3 separate regions of the Homo sapiens genome follow, and regions 2 and 3 are each linked to region 1. A link is a loop called in an ENCODE intact Hi-C map of the cell type or tissue named here. Cell type or tissue: IMR-90. All regions are shown on one strand. Links, peaks and the distances in the headings refer to the core of each region. The heading gives the core; the rest is flanking DNA.

The links. A loop is a pair of places that touch in the nucleus more often than their neighbours do. Peaks named below come from ENCODE experiments on the same cell type or tissue, not always from the same donor. Only the 100,000 strongest peaks of a DNase experiment are listed, where the experiment ranks them.
Region 2: a loop joins it to region 1, with 11 times the contacts of the local background. A loop is called at or near these places in 96 of 110 quality-filtered maps.
Region 3: a loop joins it to region 1, with 13 times the contacts of the local background. A loop is called at or near these places in 87 of 110 quality-filtered maps.

Annotation. Positions count from the first base shown.
Region 1 is chr22:35,625,726-35,628,779 of GRCh38, forward strand. LOC284912 (a long non-coding RNA gene) reads right to left here. Exons shown (of 4, transcript XR_001755514.1): 4 at 1,851-1,934. Among named protein-coding and RNA genes, the nearest start is that of MB, 9.9 kb to the left of the region's middle. In IMR-90, for the core only: a CTCF peak has its summit at 1,614 (motif pointing right); DNase peaks (open chromatin) are centred at 1,636 and 2,186; H3K4me3 peaks cover 822 bases; H3K27ac peaks cover 797 bases.
Region 2 is chr22:35,920,523-35,923,576 of GRCh38, forward strand. All of the region lies in intron 2 of RBFOX2 (RNA binding fox-1 homolog 2), which reads right to left. Among named protein-coding and RNA genes, the nearest start is that of RBFOX2, 110 kb to the right of the region's middle. In IMR-90, for the core only: a CTCF peak has its summit at 1,394 (motif pointing left); a DNase peak (open chromatin) is centred at 1,429; H3K27ac peaks cover 499 bases.
Region 3 is chr22:36,122,638-36,125,691 of GRCh38, forward strand. No RefSeq gene overlaps it. Among named protein-coding and RNA genes, the nearest start is that of APOL3, 37 kb to the right of the region's middle. RefSeq lists an enhancer at 1,364-1,658 and a silencer at 1,599-1,668. In IMR-90, for the core only: a CTCF peak has its summit at 1,534 (motif pointing left); a DNase peak (open chromatin) is centred at 1,444; H3K27ac peaks cover 311 bases.

The DNA of each region.
Region 1 (3,054 bases), core at 230-2,729:
ACACCACAGTCTCGGGGACCCAGCTTCAATCTACCTTAGTGCTCTGTCATGTTACACATATGGCCTTCACCTCCTCATCCAAGATGGCTGCTTGAGCTCCAGCCATCGTGCCCTCATTCCAACCAGCAGGAAGGAGAAAGGGGTGAAGAAGGTTGTGCCCCTATCTTAAAGAACACTTTCCAGAAGTTGTAATTAATACTTTATCTTGCTGCGCATCCAATGGCCGTACCTCACTGCAGAGGAGGCTGGGATATGTAGTCTTTATTTCTACATGGCCACATCACCAGATAAAAATTGGAGTTTCTACTACTTAGAAAGAAGTGGGGAAGGTATATTAGATGAAAATGAGCGATTTCTATCATAGGAGACATAAAATAGCATGCTATGCAGGACGCATAAATATTTTGGTGTTTCCGTGGTGGAAAAAGTGAAGGGGAGAGTGATGATTACAGAAATAAACAGAGGCCAGGCATGGACAGCCTTGGGAGCCACAGACGTGGGGGCGTGTCCCCAGGGAGAGCCACAGAAGGGTTTCCGAGCAAGGGAGAGCCATGGTCTGATTTGCTGTCCTAGAAACATCACACTAATTGCAGATGTGATTAACATAATGGAGGGGACACGTCTGGAGCCAGGAGGCATTTCTCCCTAACATTTTATTATAAAAATTTTCATACATGCAGCAAAGTGGGAAGAATCTCACACTGAAAACCACCTAAACTCTACCACTGGCATTTTACTAAATGAATTTAATCATGCTTCTCTCTCCCTCTACGCACCCATCCATTCTTCTTGTTTTGTGGCATTTTAAATTGCAGACATCTATCTGATTCCCTGCAGAAACTCCACAATACATGACATGAACAAGAGTTCAAAATTTCTTTGCATTTTCTGTTTTGCTGTAAGATGTAAAATTTACATTTAATTGCACATGTCTTAAATATACATTTGCTGAGATTTGACAACTACACTCACTTGTGTAGCTCAAACTGTATTAAGTTAGAGAACATTGTCATCACCCAAAGTTCCTGCACGCCCCTCCCCAGTCAATCCTGGCCCCCTCACCTGCCAGAGACAACCACTGTCCTGATTTTTTTTTTTTGAGGCGGAGTCTCAATCTGTCACCCAGGCTGGAGTACAGTGGTGTGATCTTGGCTCACTGCAACCTCTGCCTCCCGGGTTCAAGCAATTCTCCTACCTCAGCCTCCGGAGTAGCTGGGACTACAGACACATACCGCCACACCCAGGCTAATTTTTTATTTTTATTTTTAGTAGAGACGGGGTTTCGCCATGTTGGCCAGACTGGTCTCAAACTCCTGACCTCAGGTGATCCGCCTGCCTCGGCCTCCCAAAGTGCTGGGATTACAGGCATGAGCTACTGTACCTGACCTTACTTCTTTTAAAACCACAGATTGGTTTGGGGAAGGCAGACATTTGAAAGCCTGTTGGGGGGCCATGTACTGAGTGGGGTGGGGTTCGGAGCTGAAGGAGAGGCAGGGCAGAGGGAGACAGGATTTCCAGGGCTTCCCTGCAGGTTGAACTTGGAGGCTGGAGAGAGTCATTTAACCAGAGTGCCCGTCATCTGCTGCCAGGAGTTGAGTTTCTCGCTGAGTGACCGGGCAGATGGTGGCGCCATTTACTAAGGTGGGGTACCCAGGACGAGGACGGGCCGGGGGTGGGTGGAGACCAGTTTCCTTTGGGACACGTAGCATCGGGTGTTCAAGGGGCATGTGCCTGGCAGTTGTAGGGATACACAGCCATCCCCAGGGCAGCTCCTTTCTTCTGACCCCTGTGGAGGTGTGAGCTGTCCTCTGGTGAGGTGGTGCCAGGGAGCGGTCGCCAGGTTTGTCCACCTCCTTCTTGGCCAGCCGGCACCAGCGTGTATCGGGCTCCCTTCACCAGGAAGGGGAGGTGCTCTCCTCGGTCTACCCTGAAGGCTGCACAAGGGGCGTAGAGAGGGCATGGGTGTGGTTACTTCTGGGTGGCAGGACATGGGAAAGGAGACCTTACTCCTTAGGGGAAGCTGGGGAGCTCAGGCGCCCGTCTGGGCAGTCTCCAGGCCAGGTCCTCTCCTTCCTTGTTCCCTCCCCAGCATTCTGCAGCCACACACATTCTCTCTCCCCAGGCACCGCCCATCCCTGTCCCAACACCTCCCACCATTCCCTTGAAAAACAATCAAACCCCAGCTCCCCCAGGAAGGAGGCGTCAGAGTCAGCTCTGCTCCAGGGAGGGCCCCCCAGGGAGGGGGCAGGAGAAGCAGAGAGGGAAAATGAAACCACGGTCACCCTGGGCTGCAATTAGGTTTTCTCTGGTCTCTCTCAAATCAAACACAACCCACAGCAGAGCCATTTCTTCCTTAAAAGCCCATTTGTGGTTCATGCCTGTAATCCCAGCACTTTGGGAGGCCGAGGCGGGTGGATCACGAGGTCAGGAGATTGAAACCATCCTGGCTAACACAGTGAAAACCCATCTCTACTAAAAATACAAAAAAAAAAAAAAAAAAAATTAGCCGGGTGTGGTGGCGGGTGCCTGTAGTCTCAGCTACTTGGGAGGCTGAGGCAGGAGAATTGCTTGAACCTGGAAGGCGGAGGTTGCAGTGAGCCAAGATCACACCACTGCACTCCAGCCTGGGCAAGAAAGCAAGACTCTGTCTCAAAAAAAAAAAAAAAAAAAAAAAAAAGAAAGAAAAAAGAAAAAAAAAAGCCCATTTGGTCCTCAGGAGATATTGCTATTCTTCCCATTAGCGTGAGTTGGACTCATTTCTTGGGAATCAATGCCCCATCCTTATTCTGCTAACACAGGATTGGGTTCCCCTTCCAGAGTTGCATCACAAAACATCCTGAATTTATCTGGCAATTTGGAGAAGCCTCAGTTTACCCCATCGGGCTGAGGGTTACAGTCTAAGCTATAGGAAGTGCCAGCGTAGAGGAGGCAGCAGACGTCACCTGGGGAGGATGTGAGGGAGGAAGAGAAGGACCCTTGCGGGGGTCAGCAGCATTTCAGAATTGGGAAGAAGAAGAGGAGGTGGGGAAGAAAACTTCCTAGAGGGGACGACAG
Region 2 (3,054 bases), core at 227-2,726, 290 kb after region 1:
GCCTTTCCAGTTCCATGTCCCCTTCTCAACCAAAATCTGCTTACTGCCTTAATTTTATACTTTAAGCCACTCTGGACAAATTGTTTACCCATAGTACCAAAGCACTCAGTATCCTATTCTTCCTAAAAGCATATCATGAAATCAAAACAAGACGGACTTTAGCAAGAATTATGATAAAAAAGCTTACAACCTTACAAGGGACTACTTGGCAGCCATGAAATGATGCAGCAGACATAGCTAATGGCATGAAACGATGTTTATAATAAAGTAGGCCTGAGCTGGAGGCATTTTACAAAAGTTTACACAATATGATTGACATCTGGTAAGGAATTTTAAAATGTGTATATATGCAAACAGAGTTACGCTGAAACAAGATAATCAACAACAAAACGTTAAGATAAAGTTAAATATATTAAGGCAGATTTTATTCTATTCTTTTGATCTGCTGTATATTCTAAATTTTCTTCAATGAATGCAAATTACTTTTGTTTTAAAAAAATATTTTAAGGACTTTTAAAAAAGAATTAATTTAAAGATTGCAACGCCTCTTAGCATTTTCTTACCAGCCACTATAGTATGGCTCAGGAGTCAGAAAAACCAGGGTTCAAATCCCTATTCTACCACTTATTCTATGTACGACTTTGGCAAATCACTTAATGCTTTTAAGGCTTGCTGTTCTCATGTGGAAAATGAAGAGGAAACTCCTAGCCAAGTACTTGGCACATAGTCTTCCATAAATACCAGTGCCCTTAACTCTTCCACTCCTTTACCCTATGACAGTGGTTCTCAAGTTGAGTGTGTATAAGAATTACCAAAGCATGTTAAAACAGATTACTGGACCCCATCCTCAGAGTTTCTGATTCAGTAAGTCTGGGGAAGAGGCAGAGACCATGAATAAAGGTAAGTTCCCAGGTGATGCTGATGCGGCTGGATTTGAAGCCACACTTTGAGGATACTGCTCTAGGCAATAAGACTTACAAAGTCTTCTTACAACATGTTATACAGGTATGAAGTGCTCTTTCACATCAAAAGTATTTCAGGAATACATGCTCACTGGATACTGAATTAAATTAGAAGCTAATACTGCACATCCACCCAAAAGGCCAACCTTACAACATGGGATAATTCACCCCAGCACATTGAGGGAATTGGTCTTCCACTTAAAGCAGTCAGCAAATAACAATTATTAACACTGCATTTAGAATATTCTGGTTCCAGCATGGGAGAAAACATGAGAATGCAGACACAGATCAGACAAATGAAGAGATGGACAAGAGAATCCACTGCAAGAAGTTCTGTGCCTGTCTGGTAAATTCATCTGGGGCAGAGGGGCAGATTCTGTTGTGTCACAGAACACTTGCTTTGCTCTGGGTGCCCTCTGTTGACAAAAACTGACATAGCCACTTCCTTCCCTCCCTTTTCTCCTCCCACCCTAGGGCCAAGAGTCCCACTAGTGTGACTCAGACTTGAGGCAAGGTTTCCAGTTAGAAAATTTTCCTAAGCCCATATGTAGGCAAGACAGACCTTTCCTTCCTCCAGCTTTCCTAAGTCCCCTTCTCTGTGTGCTTGTATCTGCAGCTTATCTCCAAACAGGTTAATTGTTTCAGGACCATGGAACAAAAAGTGAACAGCATTTAGCATAATGATATGTGAAATTTAAATCACAATTGCATTTCATTTTAGAAATGGCTAGTATTCACACAGAGGGAATAAACTGAGTTTGTAAATAGTGTCAAATACAATGTGAAACTCTGTTGGTATTAAGAATACTGATAAGGCCGGGCATGGTGGCTCATGCCTGTAATCCCAGCACTTTGGGAGGCCATCGCGGGCAGATCACGAGGTCAGGAGTTCGAGGCCAGCCTGACCAACATAGTGAAACCCCATCTCTACTAAAAATACAAAAATTAGCCGGGCATGGTGGCTAATTTTCCAGCTAGTCAGAAGGCTGAGGCAGAAGAATTGCTTGAACCTGGGAGGCAGAGGTTGCAGTCAGCCAAGATTGCGCCACTGCACTCCAGACTGGGTGACAGAGCTAGACTCCATTTCAAAAAAAAAAAAAACTAGACATGTCTAAATCAGGACTTTGGTCTATGGGCTACTTGTTTTTGTAGAACCCACACACAGACTACCAGCTAAGATAGCTTTTACATCTTGTAATGATTGAAAGAAAAAATCAAAAGAAAAATGACATTTCATGACATATAAAAATTATATGAAATTAAAATTTCGGTACCCACAAATAAAGTTTTACTAGAATAGAGCCACAATCTTTTGTTTACTATAATCTAAGCCTGCTTCCCTGCTACCGTGCCAGAGTTCCTGAGTAGCTCTAACAGAGACCATATGGCCCAGATGCTCTCAGATGCTTTACAGAAAGTTTGCCCCCTCCTGTTTTAAACTATTGATAAATGTGACACCTGAACCTTCAGTCAGGTATGAAGTGCTGGGTTTGAAGTCCTATGGCTCTGTCTTAGCAATGACTTCCCCCAACATTTAGTGTGAGTCCTGCACGTGGTGAGGGGTCAGCCTACACTGCCTAACACACTCCCCTTGCATCCACAGAAGCTGAAGGTACTGTGATAGATTTCTGGCATGTTTTTTGGCTAATACTTATCAGCAATCCTATAAAAGCATCCCATCTTACAAATGAGGAAGTAAGCCTAAGGGAAGTTAAGTATCAGTCCAAACTGGAATTTGAACTCAGGTCTGTCTGACACCAGAGTTCTTTGATCATTCCTCACTGGTTTTCAAACTGTCTTCCAGTCAGCAGAGCCTTATGGGGGAAAGGGCTCCAGGCCTTTCATATCTTTTTTTTCTTTTTTCTTTTTCCTTTTATTTCCCCAACTTCTTACACTTCCATATTGTTTTAGAGATAGGGTCTTTTGTCGCCCAGGCTGGAGTGCACTGGCACAGTCAGCTCACTGAAGCCTCGAACTCCTAGGTTCAGGCCATCCTCTTGCCTCAGCCTCTAGAGTAGCTGAGACTACAGGTGCACACCACCACATCTGGCTAACTTCCAAATCTTTTCTAGGAGGACCATTCCATTTGCCT
Region 3 (3,054 bases), core at 227-2,726, 500 kb after region 1:
CCAGCCTGACCAACGTGGTGAACCCCTGTCTCTATTAAAAATTCAAAATTAGCCGGGCATGGTGGTGCATGCCTGTAGTCCTAGCTAGTTGGGAGGCTGAGGCAGGAGAATCGCTTGAACCTGGGAGGTGGAGCTTGCAGTGAGCCAAGATCGCGCCATTGCACTCCAGCCTGGGCTACTAGAGCGAAACTCTGTCTCAAAAAACAAAACAAAACTAAACAAAACAAAAAAACAAACCAAACAAACAAACAAAAACCACCAAAAAGCAAGCCCCCGATCTCAGTGGTTCACAACAGCAAAGGCTACTTCTTGCTCACGCTACATGTCCATCATGGGGCAGGTGCCTCTCTGCTCCGGTTGTCTTCCCTCCTGGACTCAGTATCATGGAGCAACCACTTTCTGGAAGATTGCTGGTTGCCACAGTAGAGGAAAAGGGTCTTATATCAGCATTCATTGCTGTGGCTTAGAAATGACACATATTATTTCCATTCAAAACTCTTTTGTCCAGAACTGGTTACATATTCCCACCCAACCATAAGGAGACCAGGAAGAATAATCCCACTGTGCATCTGGAAAGGGGAAAAGCCAGACAAATGTGGCCAACAGCCCCAGTGACTACCACCACAGTGCTTTTGAAAACCACTGCCCAGAGCCAGAAGGATGGAGGATCAGCATGGCGGTAGGAGGAAGGGAGAAGCCAGAGGGGAATGAGGAGGAGCCGGGGTGCCTGGTATGGAGGGCCATCCATCCTTGGTCAATGTGCAGGGCTGGGGCCAGAGGAAGGCTGGGCGCCTTTCTCATCTGGACCCAGACCCAGACAGACCCCGGGGCCATTCCGTTCTGCAGGCAAACAAGCCAGTCCCGCTAGAATGTGGCAGTCACAGGCTTTCAACATGGAAGGTGGAGCTGCCTGGACGCTGTGTTTTTTTTCTGTTTGTTTTTTTGAGACGGAGTCTTGCTCTGTCACCCAGGCTGGAGTGCAGTGGCATGATCTGGGCTGATTGCGCCTCGGCAAAATCTCGGCTGACTTGCCTCCCGGGTTCAAGCGATTCTCCTGCTTCAGCCTCCCGAGTAGTTGAGATTACAGGCGCGCACCACCACGCCCGGCTAATTTCTGTATTTTTAGTACAGACGGGGTTTCATCATGTTGGCCACGCTGGTCCTGACCTCAAGCGATCCGCCCGCCCAGGCCTCCCAAAGTGCTGGGATTACAGGAATAAGCCACCGCGCCCGGCCAGACGCTGTGTTTTCCTGGCACTCCACTTCATGAGCAAAACTGTCACAGAGTAGTATTTCCCTGGCTCCACCCCTCCGGCGCTGCTGGATTCCTGAACCTATTCACTTCTTCTGAAGTGCTCTCAACTTGGCCTCCCTGGCTCCTTCCTGGTGCAGACATTTACTCTTCCTGCTCCGGCTTTGTGCCTCTGTAAAACTGCTGACGTCACCAGCAGCGGCTCCGACCGCCTGTCCTCCAAGGTCCCGGGCTGCGGCTGCGCAGCGCCGACAGCACGATGCGTGTGCCGACAGCGCCACCTCCTGGCTCTGCCGAGGCTGTTGGCAACACGCAGGGCTCGCAGTGCGCCCGCTTTTCTACTGCAGCCCTCAAAATTCAGCACGAGGCTTGGCTAGGGGAGCTTGAGTGGCTGACACTGTGGTCTGGTTAGTTTCCATTCTGACCCATGCTAGCCGTCTTTCAGATTCTAGAACTCAGTTCTTCTCCGGACCTCCCTCCCAGCCACAAGTCTTTGAATATGCGGCCTGCAGCTGGGCTCCCCTCATCCCCGCTCTTCTCCCCAACCTTCTTCATCATCCCTTGGCCGATCTTGAAGACTTAGCGGAGGCAGGGCGCAATGGCTTACGCCTGTAATCCCAGCACTTAGGGAGGCCGAGGCGGGAGCATCACTTGAGGTCAGGAGTTTGAGACCAGTCTGGCCAACATGGTGGAACTTTGTCTCTACTAAAAATACAAAAATTAGCTGGGCGTGGTGGCGGGCACCTGTACTCCCAGCTACTGGGGAGGTTGAGGTAGGAGAATCGCTTGTACCCGGGAGGCAGAGGTTGCTGTGAGCCAGGATTGAGCCACTGCACTCCAGCCTGGGCAACAGAGCGAGATCCTGTCTCAAAGGAAAAAAAAAGTCTTAGCTGAAACGTCACTTCCTCGACTCCTCAAATTTAGTCAAGCCCCCGTGCTATGAGATCTCTCCCCTTCTTGCTGGACGGGTTGGCAATGCTGGAGGATCTTGAAAGAGGAACACTCATGGGTCAAGAGCATTTCCTAACAGCGAACAGAGGTTTCAGAATCCTCATGAGCATCGGTGTCTCCTTGCTGGGACGCTGCTCACACACTTTGTGATCCTCAGAGGTGAGATGCAGGCCTATTAAACACGCTGGCCTTGGTGAGAAAGCCTCTGTGGGTTTCCTGTTTATCCCAATAAGCTGATTCAGGAAAGGAGACATCTCCTTCCTTCTCTGTTTGCCATGGAGGACTCACACCTTTCTTGTCCCCAGGACAGTGGACATCTGTTTGCCAATGCAGACCTCGTGCTCACTGGAGGCTGGAGAAGGCACGCTCAAGAAACGTTCAAGGCATGACAGCTACCCAGAAGGCCTCTAGTGCCCCAAGAGCTGCTCATCAGCCCCATTTTCTTCCTAATATTATTTAAAAATTTAAAGAAATTCAGTGAAAGTGTAAGCATACAGGCATAGGTAGTAGGTAAACTAGAATTCACTCTTGCTGGGGGAATACCACCCAGGGTTTGAAAAGATACAGAAGGCAAAAGAAACTGCATTTAGTATAATAAAATACAATTAGGCAGAGCACGGTGGCTCATGCCTGTAATTCCAGCACTTTGGGAGGCCGAGGAAGGCGGATTACCTGAGCTCTGGAGTTTGAGACCAGCCTGGGCAACATGGTGAAACCCCGTCTCTACAAACATACAACAATTAGTGAGTCTTGGTGGTACATGCCAGTCATCCCAGTTATTTGCTGGGCTGGGCTGGGATGGGAGGACTGTTTGGGCTCAGGAGGTCAAGGCTGCAATGAGCTGTGTTCAC